Linked DNA regions of Homo sapiens: region 1 is linked to region 2. Evidence: read pairs that join two places in POLR2A ChIA-PET (ENCODE). Cell type or tissue: MCF 10A. All regions are shown on one strand. Links, peaks and the distances in the headings refer to the core of each region. The heading gives the core; the rest is flanking DNA. Region 1 overlaps EFNA5 (ephrin A5). Region 2 overlaps EFNA5 (ephrin A5).

Region 1 (5,388 bases), core at 154-5,153, 140 kb before region 2:
GAAGTGCCACTCGTGCAGCAAGGTGGGGCATATTGAAGTTCTGCTGGAAGTGAATTTGGGGTGCAGCCTCTTTGGTGGATGAAAACATTTCAACTAAATGATGAATTCACCCTGTGCTTTTTTTGAACTGAAATTATCAAGTCATGTTGCTCATTTCTATTATTCAGACAGAGAGAGAGAAAAGGACTATAATACTATTAACTGTGGCTTTTATTATTATTATTATTCTGGTATGGAATGATTTTATTCAAGGGTGGTCTTTTTTTTTTCTTTTTTCTTTTTAAGACTGGGTCACACAACTATATGTTTCTTGGAGCCTCTTGTCTGTCATGCAGTTCTAAAGAGAAACACTGTGGATAAAGAAAAGACTTCAGCAGCAGACCTGAGTTAGAATGCTGGTTCAGCCACTAGCCGTTCAAACAGTAGTAATGATTACAGTAATGGCCACTATTTTTTGCTTATTCTGTACTAGCTCTTTGTATATATTTTACTTCATTCTCTTAGCTCTGGAAAGTTGAACCTGGCTCCATGTCACACAGTTGGTTAATGGATGAGCCGGAATTCTAATCCAGCTGTGTTTGTGTCCAAAATCTATGGTCTTTCTTCTGCATCATGATTACCAAAGCTTTTTGCACTATAATGTCCTTCTGTATAAAATAAGGACAGTGTTAATGCTTAACTTCCAGGGTTGTTGGGAAGAGTAGAGAGGGTATGTAGAGTTCAAGGCATGCAGTGGGCAAGCAGGAAGTGGCAGAGTTGATCAGGGCCACAGTGTGCTTCATGTGGACACCATTTATGCACTTTTGTCTTTATGGGTCCTTTCCTCCATTAAAAAAATTAAAATTTTGTCTTATGACTGTGTTGGTGTAAATACAAATGTGATCAAGGCTGGATTTTATTTATTTTAAAAGAAATTAAAACACTGCTGGGGTCTTAGGCACTGGGCCTACCATGTCCAGCGTAGAAGCCAGCCCCATATCATCGCAGGCTCCCTTTTAATTTCAGACAGCAGTGTCATTTCCTTTTGCGAATCATGTTGCCATCATGTCCTTTTTACTGCAAAAAGAATTCTGCTTGGCAAATGTACATGGGTATGAGTGTGTGTGTTTGGGGAGAACAAAAGTCTGTCACCATCAGTATTAATTGGACAGATGCTCTGAACAGTGGATGCTTATAAGGGTGCCTCTTGCCTGATAAGTCTGAGGTAGGCCATTTATCATTTATTTTTTCTGGTATTCTTTTACATATATTACAATTTTTAGAACACTCAGATTCAAACTGAAAGTTATGTATTTAAAAGGTCTAGAAATTTCTCACTTTTTTTCCTCTACTGATTAGAACTGGGAACTGGTTTTGGCCTCGTGTGGCCCCCTCTTGGGACTCTCTGGGTTGGTGTCCAGGGCAGTTACTCCTTGCCCGAAACCACCCCTGAAATCCACAACCCAAAACTGATTATCATCAACATTTCTCAATTTCCAAAATGAAATTTGTAGTTACCTCAGACTTCATGGATTTTGGCCTGGTATACATGCATAACCAGTTGGATTGACTCATAGCTAGTTTAATTACGTGGTGCTTTGCTTAGATTGCAGACTTCTCTAGGAGAGGCACACTTTTGCATCTTCTCAGCACCTAAGCATTTAATAAATTCTTGTTGATTGAATGGAGGAATGACTGGCTGGCAAAGAACCAGTCAGTTATGTCAAAGGTGCCAATTTGATTGTCTTGAGACACAATCCATTAAAAACTCAGCTGTTTGGCGAGAGAGTAGAGGCCTCACCAAAAGTTGAGAATTCGAGAGAAATCTTTTATAATCTTATCAGGACCCAGGCTATGTTCTTTGATCAGTTAAGGAAAAAAATGCCAACTGTCAGGCATAACCTAAGATTTCAGGAAGTCTTCCACAGCAATGTCTGAACCCCCGCGCTCCAAAAAAGGTTTATCCCTCCTGTGGATGGCAGACAATATGCTTGCTGATGCAGCCGGTGATATAATTAAACTTTTGACCACATGCATGACTTTAAGCAAAGAAGTGGCTAAAGCTCTGTGTCTAACGTGATTGAAGGGTGGAATCCGATGGTGAGGCTCCCCCAACTAATCTCTCCTTTCACAGTTCTCTAGAAGCAGGCCTTCTGGGGGTCCAGAGTTTACAATAAGACCCTTTTATACTTCAAATGTCAGCAAAACATTCAGACTAGCTCTTCCCAAAACACGAAGGGGTAAGCCTGGCCATTCTTTCCTCTTGACATTTGGTCTAATTCCATTTCAGATAAGTGGGCCTTGGATGTAATCCATCTGGAGTGGGGTATCCTTAAATTTCCCGTTTCGGCCTGCCTTTTGCATCTTAACCCTTATTGCTGAACCTTCACTGGGTTTTCTGTGTCTGAAAGGGCACACAGCTCTTCCTTTTTGTTTTAGCCTACAGTAATATCTGAAATTTAGATTTCACAGAAACTATGAAATGCTATTCACAGACAAAACAGCCCAACCGAGAAACTGACTTCATCTGGGAATGGCAAATTTCCCCTTTTCCCAGGCTACGTTCCCAAGCAAGATTTGAGTTTTATGTTCACAATTGACTTGTTTCAGAGTGACCAGGTGGCCAAAGTGCCTCTGAAAACCCCCTCAGGGCCTGAGGAAATTTGTGTTGGCAATTATGTTAGTCATTTTGCAGGTGAAAGGTATTCTGATTTACATTTCACAATCTGATCTGCTGCAAGGCAAGGGCGAAAAACTGGTGTAGTTGGCCACTAGATCTTTCTAAACTAAGAGTGAAATATAGATACTTAAGATTTAGGCAAAATTCTCTGACTAAAGCTGAGATAGGTGGGCAAGTTGAAACAGATTTCCATGTTTTGGGACTGGAAATAACCCTGGAATGCTAACCTTCATGGGGTGGAGGGGTTTATATGTGCAACAATTTGACTGTCAGAATGTGGATTAGAGAAGGGATTTCATCACACCTTAGTATTGTACAACTTCAGCAGTTGTTCTGAGATTCTAAAGGGAGGAGGCTTAGTATTTTTGCAGTTAAATAACAGTATGGCAAGCTTCTCTGATGTGTTCCCTCATTCTCATGTAGTAAATAATTTGGGTGTTAGCAGCTTTATAAGAACCTTTATAAACAGCCATTGTGTTTTCCTCTCACATGAGTCTGCTCCAACATGCTGGATAAGCAGTGGTAATTGATAAAGTCATGTATACAGCCTTTATTTCCATGGGTAAATTTATGGTCAGGAAAATATCTGAATTAGTCTTGTCTAAGACAATTGAAAGAAATGTCGGCATAGTTCCTGATGATGGATTTTTTTCATGTAATTCTTTTGCATTTGGCAAGATTCTAAATTGATTTTATGAATAGGACGGCAGATTAACCTTTCTGTAACAGGCTGGAAAAATGATCACTTGGAAACATGGTGCCCCCTAATAGCATTCTTTGTAGCAATCAGAGATAATCTGCTTGTGTGCAGTCATGTTATTAGCTCATTTCCTTAAGCCGTTTCCTAAACTTGTTATGTGATTGCCGTGATGGTCCCAGTTACTGGATTGGGGATAGTTCCTCTACTGGATGTAACTTTTCTCACTTAAAAAGAGTATGATAATGATGATGGAAATGGTTGTTTCTGTGAGAACACTGTAGGAAAAGCAGAAAACTAGAAAACATCCATTTACAACAACCCATTTTGTACCCTGCCGATGCATTTGGAGAACTAGACATTTAGCTTAAACAAGTTCTGGACAGTTATCATTAATGGCATCCTTGGGTGAGTGTTTAATACAACCATTTAAGTTACTGTTTGCCTGGCATTTCCTCCTTTAGGAAATGAGGCAGTTTGCAGAAAAGAAATTAAATAAATCCTGCCTTTCCTTTTTATTGCCTTTGAGATTTCCATGAAAACTTTTATTTCTTGGGACCTCTAAGTATATTTGCTATTGGCAAATGCTGATGTTCTCTTAACTAAATGATTTTGGAAACTGCTAGAAATAGGTCATGTTAAATAGGTGGAATCCTAGATGCTGTCTTTTTTCTTTATAATCTCTTTCTCCCTGATACCTTGAATTTTTACCAAATCTTTTCATTCTGTGGCCCAATTCTCATAGTGGAATGTAAACTCCTCAAGGGTAAGGACTATGTGCTGTGCTACTTGTTTTCATTGAGCTCAGTAGGTCTACAATAGATTATTTTATAGTTTTCAGGATCTCAGTCATCATGACTAACTTGCCTGGAAAAAAAAATCCAAGCTACATCTACCACATTTTCACCAACTTGAGAAAATGTTAATAAAAACATTTAAAACTGCATGAAAAGTATCTCTAACACATTTTATGAACTAATTGGTATGAAAAGCAGTCTTGGTGGGTTCAAAGGATTACTAGAAAAGGTTTTTCCCCTCAGAGGACATAATTTTCTCCTTTGGGATACATGGTATGTGTCCTGATGACCACAAAACAACCCAAACATTTTGGGAAAGTGTCTGCTTAGCTTTCTGGATTTAAAGTGCACCTGAAGATCCTTAAAAGTGTTACTAAGGTCAGTCTGTTTACAAAATATGATATTTTTCCTGATTACTTAAAGATCACTTCTTATCTGTTGGTGGAATAATTTCTTACAGACTAAAGGCTGCTTTTCACCTCTTGGATCTCTTTGATTAACTGCTTGTTATATTTATACCTCAGAACAGGACCAAAGAAAAATTCCGTTTTTATTCTTTGTTACGTTTGAAGAGTTAATGTGAAAGAACGAGTATCGTGCATTGTCAGGAAATGGTTTTTCACGTTAGCATCAGCAAAGCAGAGCAAGTGCCCTCTGCTGTGGCTTCTTCCCATATTAGACAGGGGTGTCCTTCAGCATCTTCACTGATGATGGGCATAAATCAAATTGAGAACAGTGGTATGTAGTGAATTTAGTGCAACTGCATTTTTTAATATGTAAGTAGGCTTAGGTTTTTATCTCCCTTATCTTAAGCCCCGTCAAGATCAAACTCAAGCAAGCATTCACATCCACAATTGAATCTCACCAGCCTTTTTCTTTAAGTTAACATTAGTTCAAACTCTCCCCACTGCTTCTGTCAATAGATCTTTTAAAGACAGGCATTAGAGTTAAGTTTGCCTTAGTCTTTTTCCCCCCTTCCATATAGCTTCAAGCCCAGGGGCTTCTTTTAATAGCATTAGTTAAGGCCCAGAATTGTGTAGACATTTGTGAAGGAAACTTGAAGTTTGGAACAGAATTGGCCTTTATAGTTTTTCCATGGGGGGAAAAAAATCTTCTTATGAGAATAAAGGCTGCCTACTAATCTGCTACCATCTGGAGAATGGAGAAGCCAGAGGTTGTTGGCACCAGGTCACATCCCTTATGTAAACTGTCAAATTCTTTTCATATTAATGGCA
Region 2 (5,388 bases), core at 91-5,090:
AATTATACTAGTTAAAAACAGACATCTTGTTCTGAAATTAGCCTTTAAATCAGTAATAGTAGAATTTGAAGACAGTGCTCCCAAGATATATTCACTCTAGAATTAGTTTAAAATTTTGGAGGAACCCTAAGCTGATAAATTTGCTTAATCTTTGACCATAAATCATATCCTTCTTTTACATTTCAATTTCAGAATGTAATACATTAGGTTGCCTTGTAATTAAAGAAGTGACATTGGATTTCTGTTCAAGTAGGAATATTAAAACAATCACCTCTTTGACAGATTAAAATATATTTAAAATGTAATAATCAACTATCCAGTTCATGAGAAATAACATTTTCATTATTGAATTCTTTAAAACATAATGTGAAGGGGGATGAAAGTATCTCACAGCTTCCTAACCTCTAATAACACTGTCTCCTTTCAGTAATGCTGTTTCTATATTTATGGAGTGAAGAAACTTCACTCAGGAGCTTCTTGATAAAATACCTCCATACATATTTCCCTGGAAGCAGGTTCTCTGCTGTGCCAGCAACATATGCTAAAGGCCAATTTAGAACATTTTAAATATGCACCATACCCTTCCTTTTCCAGCTACTAAAATGAAATGCATTTTGGCTTTAGCAAATGAGGATGGAATGAAAGGAGGAAGACTGCAGGGCAAAGTGGCTAAAGATGAACTCAGAGAAGGAGGATTATGGTGCTGCTCCTCTGCAGCCTGAAGCCCAGGGCACTGCCTGAGTGTCCTTTCAATGTGGCCTCCCCAGCTGTCAATATCCACAACACAGGAGTGTGGGGTCCAGGAGGAAGTCAGGTCGGCACCATGAAAATCATAAGGAAGAAAAGCGAGGTGGTATCTACTTACCTTAGTAAAGAGGAACCAAGAGACAGGGTCAGAGTACGTTGAGAACTTACACTTGAGACTAGTAAAGGACCTAGACTATTCAAGTAGTAGATGTACCTTTTTCAGCCACCCAAGTTTGAAAATGAAATACTTAGGAGGACAAAGCTCTTACAGCTTAGGCTACCTAATGTCATCAAACAATGCTTTGCTTCCTCAGTAGAAAGTTGAGGGCACACTGGTGAGATCTAAATGAAAAGTTAGTTGTCAACTGTTACCTCACTTCTCTTGTCTTTATTTCATCTGAATTCTGAGACTCAAGTCATGACTTACTTCTTGCAGATAGGTTCAGTACAGGGAGCAATTTTTTTTTTTTTTTTTGAGACAGGGTCTTGCTCTGTTGCCCAGGCTGGAGTGCAGTGGCACAATCTCGGTTCACTACAACCTCTGCCTCTGAGGCTCAAGTGATCCTCCTGCCTCAGCCTTCTGAGTAGCTGGGACTACAGGCACACACTACTATGCCTGGCTAATTTTTTTAAAAAAATGTTTTATAGAGATGGAGTCTCACTATATTGCCCAGGCTGGCTCAAACTCCTGGGCTCAAGTGATCCTCCCACTTCAGCTTCCCAAAGTCCTAGGATTACAGGCATCAGCCACCATGCTCAGCAAGGGAGAGATATTAACAGTGGCTTTAAATTGAAAATTAAAATTTATTCAGCATATAATGGAATGTCATCAGGTAAACACTGAGAAACAAACACACTTTCCAGAAGCACACTTTTTCAGCTCTAATCCCAGCTTCAGTTGTTACTTTTGCTGTCAATAGCCCTAGATACGTGCTTTTTATCCAATGCTCCAGGTGGCCTCTGGTTTATCAAGAACTACCATAAAGTACATAATTCATTTTTGGTATTTGAGATGATTGCAAAGGACTAGTTGCCATGCTGAATTTTATTTTCCTAAATTAACTAAAATTACCCTTTTATAATATATATGACATTGATTCTGAACCAGTCTACCACCAAATTTTCATAAATGTGTACAATGTATTCTTGCCATAATAGAGTACATATAATATGAAGTTTATCCTTGAACAATGTGGGAGGTTAAGGTCACTGGCCCTGCATGTAGTTGAAAATCCAGGTATAACTTTTGACTCCTGAAAACCTTAGCTACTAATAGCCTACAATTGCTTGGAAGCCTTGCCATTAACATAAACAGTCAATGCATATTTTCTATGTTAAACATATATACTATATTCTTATAATCAAGTAAGCTCAAGAAAAGAAAATGTTATTAATAAAATCATAAGGAAGAGAAAATATATTTACTCTTTTTAAGTGGAAGTTGATAATCCTAAAGGTCTTCATCCTTGTCTTCACATTGAGTAGACTGAGGATGAGGAGGGATTGGTCTTGCTGTCTCAGGGGTGGCACAGGTAGAAGCAAGTCCACGTGTAAGTGGATCCATGCAGTTCAAACCCGTGTTGCTCAAGGGTCAACTATTTATGTTGCACAGAACATTGACCTAAGTGGCCATGCAGCCTTCTGGGGAGCAGTGACCATCTTTTTATGCATATGAGATGTTTCTTGACTCTTGAGACTTTTACACTGTGAAAACAGGCAGGGCCGTAATTGTTTGACTCAAACACAATTGCTTTTCTAAGTATGGTAACTGAGCATGCTTTTAGATTGTGAAGCACTGTGATAATTTAGTAGAGATTGTATTGTAATTATTGCTGGCTTGGTGTACAGCCAGAAATTCTTATAGTTAAAATTATGTGGTGATCTCAGATAGAGGTATAGAACTGCTGATACAATGGATGGAATTAAGGATAAGACATAAAGAGAAGACATTTACAAGAAATTTTCCAAGAAATTTACAAATATGTTAAAGCAATGGCTGTGTTACCCATGGCATTTGTAAATATTGGCATGCAGAATCAGTCTTCCTAGATGTCAGTTTCCTCTTTTAATATGAGCTAGAGCTCATGAAAGCTGCTTCCTGATGGAAAAAAGATTCCTTTATGTGAATGGCTGCTGAGCCTAACAACATGTTATTCTGTGAAAGGATGAGTCAGGAGCTAACCCTGCAATCTGAGGCTTATTCTAAATGTTGACACACCCCTCAGCTTTCCAGTTTAGGAGTTTGGGACAAACCTCATGGAGGAGACAGTAGGGCTGGGACACCTTGTTGCAATGCTCTGCTAGAAGACCAGTGTAAATATAAAGGTAACCCAACTCTTAAGAGGGTCGTTACTACAGCTGGTGAAGCTTTGGAACCATTGTGGTTAGGAGGACAAGAATATGCTTCAGAACCATGTAAGACTTGAGTTCAGATCCTAACTCTGCTATTTATTAGCTATAAAAAGTTGGACAATGCCCTCTCTGAATGTCCTCGACTCATTGGTAAAGTGAAACTAATTAAAACTACAAAATAGGGTTGTTTCGAGGATTTCATATGATAACATATGTAAAGCCCATAGCAGATCCTGGATGCAGCAAATATTTGTTGCATCCGTGAATGAAGGAGAGAACTGAAACCTCATCAAGAATGAAAATGGGTCCCTCTGGAGGAATATAGTGCTGACCTAAGGACTTGGCTCTAGCAATTTAATCTCTCACAAAATGGAAAAGTGAAGAGCTTTGGTTCTGAGGTCAGAGTGGGTTTGAATTCTGCCTCCCCCTTTTCTTTACTAGTTGTGTAATATTGGGCACGTTGCTTGACTTCTTAATCTCAATTTCCTCATCTTTAAATGGGTGTAGTAATAATAGTGGCTATTCCGTGGCATCGTAATAGAGATTAAGTTGAGATAATGAATGTAACATAATAAGCACTCTAATATTAGCCATACTTATGTGCTCCTTCACAGTATGGCCAGAAAAGAATGGTTCCATTCTACTTTATACCCAGAGAACATGATTTGATATATTAAGGCAAAAACCGCAATTACTTTTGCACCAACCTAATAGGATTAGCATATGTGATCCTAAACTTTTCTTTGGATTATACTTGAGTACGTTATATAGCTGCCTTTTATGAATTCCAGTTTGTCATTGTTTTTATATTTATATTGTCCACCCTTTGAAATGTACATTACTAAACTATATGAATTTAAGATCTGAAACAAAAGTGTAAATTGATTCTGTAGTGAATCATCATCTTTTCTTCGTCGTATGGCTGCTAAAAGGGTAGAAATACTAATTGTGGCCGGGCGCGGTGGCTCACGCCTGTAATCCCAGCACTTCGGGAGGCCGAGCTGGGCAGATCACGAGGTCAGGAGATTGAGACCATTCTGGCCAACATGGTGAAACCCTGTCTCTACTAAAAATACAAAAATCAACTGGGTGTGGTGGCGCATGCCTGTATCCCTGCTACTTGGGAGGCTGAGGCAGGGGAATTGCTTGAATTAAGGAGGCGGAGGTTGCAGTGAGCCGAGATCACACCACTGCACTCCAGCCTGGTAACAGAGTGAAACTCCATCTCAAAAAAAAAAAAAAAAAAAAAGAAAGAAAGAAATAATAATTGCTGGGGCAATCGCATGTTTGAAATAGGTACCACCGTAATTCACTTAACACTCCATGCAAAATAAAATGTCATCAGAAGGGATAGCTGGTCAACACAAAGTAGAATGGGTCTTCAGCCTCACAGTTTGCTTTAGTAAAAATTTAGCAACATTAACAGGGGTAAGAGTTAGGAAAGGAGAGCAAACTTCTAGGCATGAAGAAACTGACATTTTTTTTTCAGTTGTGGAATAAAGGAATTACAGAATAAAGGAGTAACAGAATGGGTCCAGACAATGGCAGTTTTAATTTTTACTTTCACTTTGAGCAGTGCCAAATGCTAGTGGAAGCTAAAATGAGTGACACTTAGGGAAAGAAAAAACTTCCCCCTTGAATCTCTTTAAAATCTATAATAATAATATAATAATATAAAGTGCATCTGGGCATTGCCTTCTGCTGTTCTTGTCTGGCTCTTATCCAAAACTGTCAGGCTACTCTGAGTGCTGATGCTTCATATCCCAGCACCCTTTTATCTGAACTTTGCAGTGTCTTTTCTCTGTACTTTGGCAGTGATGTTAGCTTGATGTTCAAAAATCTTTTAAAAGCAACACAGGCTTTCCTTGCATCTTGACAAATCATTGTCTGCTAGTAATGAAGAAAAAGTAAACTCGTGGTCATTGCAAATATATAAATACTTCCAAGTGTTTTCGGTTTTTAAAAAAATGGTTATGTAGTTTGGGATCCTCTAGCTGAAAAGTGAATATTCTGAGAATTTGTCCTTATTTCTCTTGTGTAAATCAGCATGCTGCTTTTCAAGAGCAAGGGTCAAGTGGAGTTGCTATGGATCATTTGACATTTAAGGACAGAATTTAACATTTCTATATGATTTTCCTTTTGGATTTTTAAAAGGGGAAATATACATATTATTTTTATCTCTGTTGTATGTTCTTACTGCTATTATTTTAAAATTAATATTTTATTTACTTATTTTAATATGCTTTGGTATATCCTGATGATGGTAACAGTGGTTTACATCTACACAGT

The links. Peaks named below come from ENCODE experiments on the same cell type or tissue, not always from the same donor. Only the 100,000 strongest peaks of a DNase experiment are listed, where the experiment ranks them.
Region 1: POLR2A ChIA-PET joins it to region 2 with 6 read pairs; 4 of 35 experiments call an interaction of 5 or more read pairs at or near these places.

What each region holds. Positions count from the first base shown.
Region 1 is chr5:107,574,425-107,579,812 of GRCh38, reverse strand. All of the region lies in intron 1 of EFNA5 (ephrin A5), which reads left to right. Among named protein-coding and RNA genes, the nearest start is that of EFNA5, 94 kb to the left of the region's middle. RefSeq lists an enhancer at 4,502-5,388. In MCF 10A, for the core only: no CTCF peak of the experiment used is centred there; DNase peaks (open chromatin) are centred at 1,522 and 2,622.
Region 2 is chr5:107,429,735-107,435,122 of GRCh38, reverse strand. All of the region lies in intron 1 of EFNA5 (ephrin A5), which reads left to right. Among named protein-coding and RNA genes, the nearest start is that of EFNA5, 240 kb to the left of the region's middle. In MCF 10A, for the core only: no CTCF peak of the experiment used is centred there; a DNase peak (open chromatin) is centred at 2,932.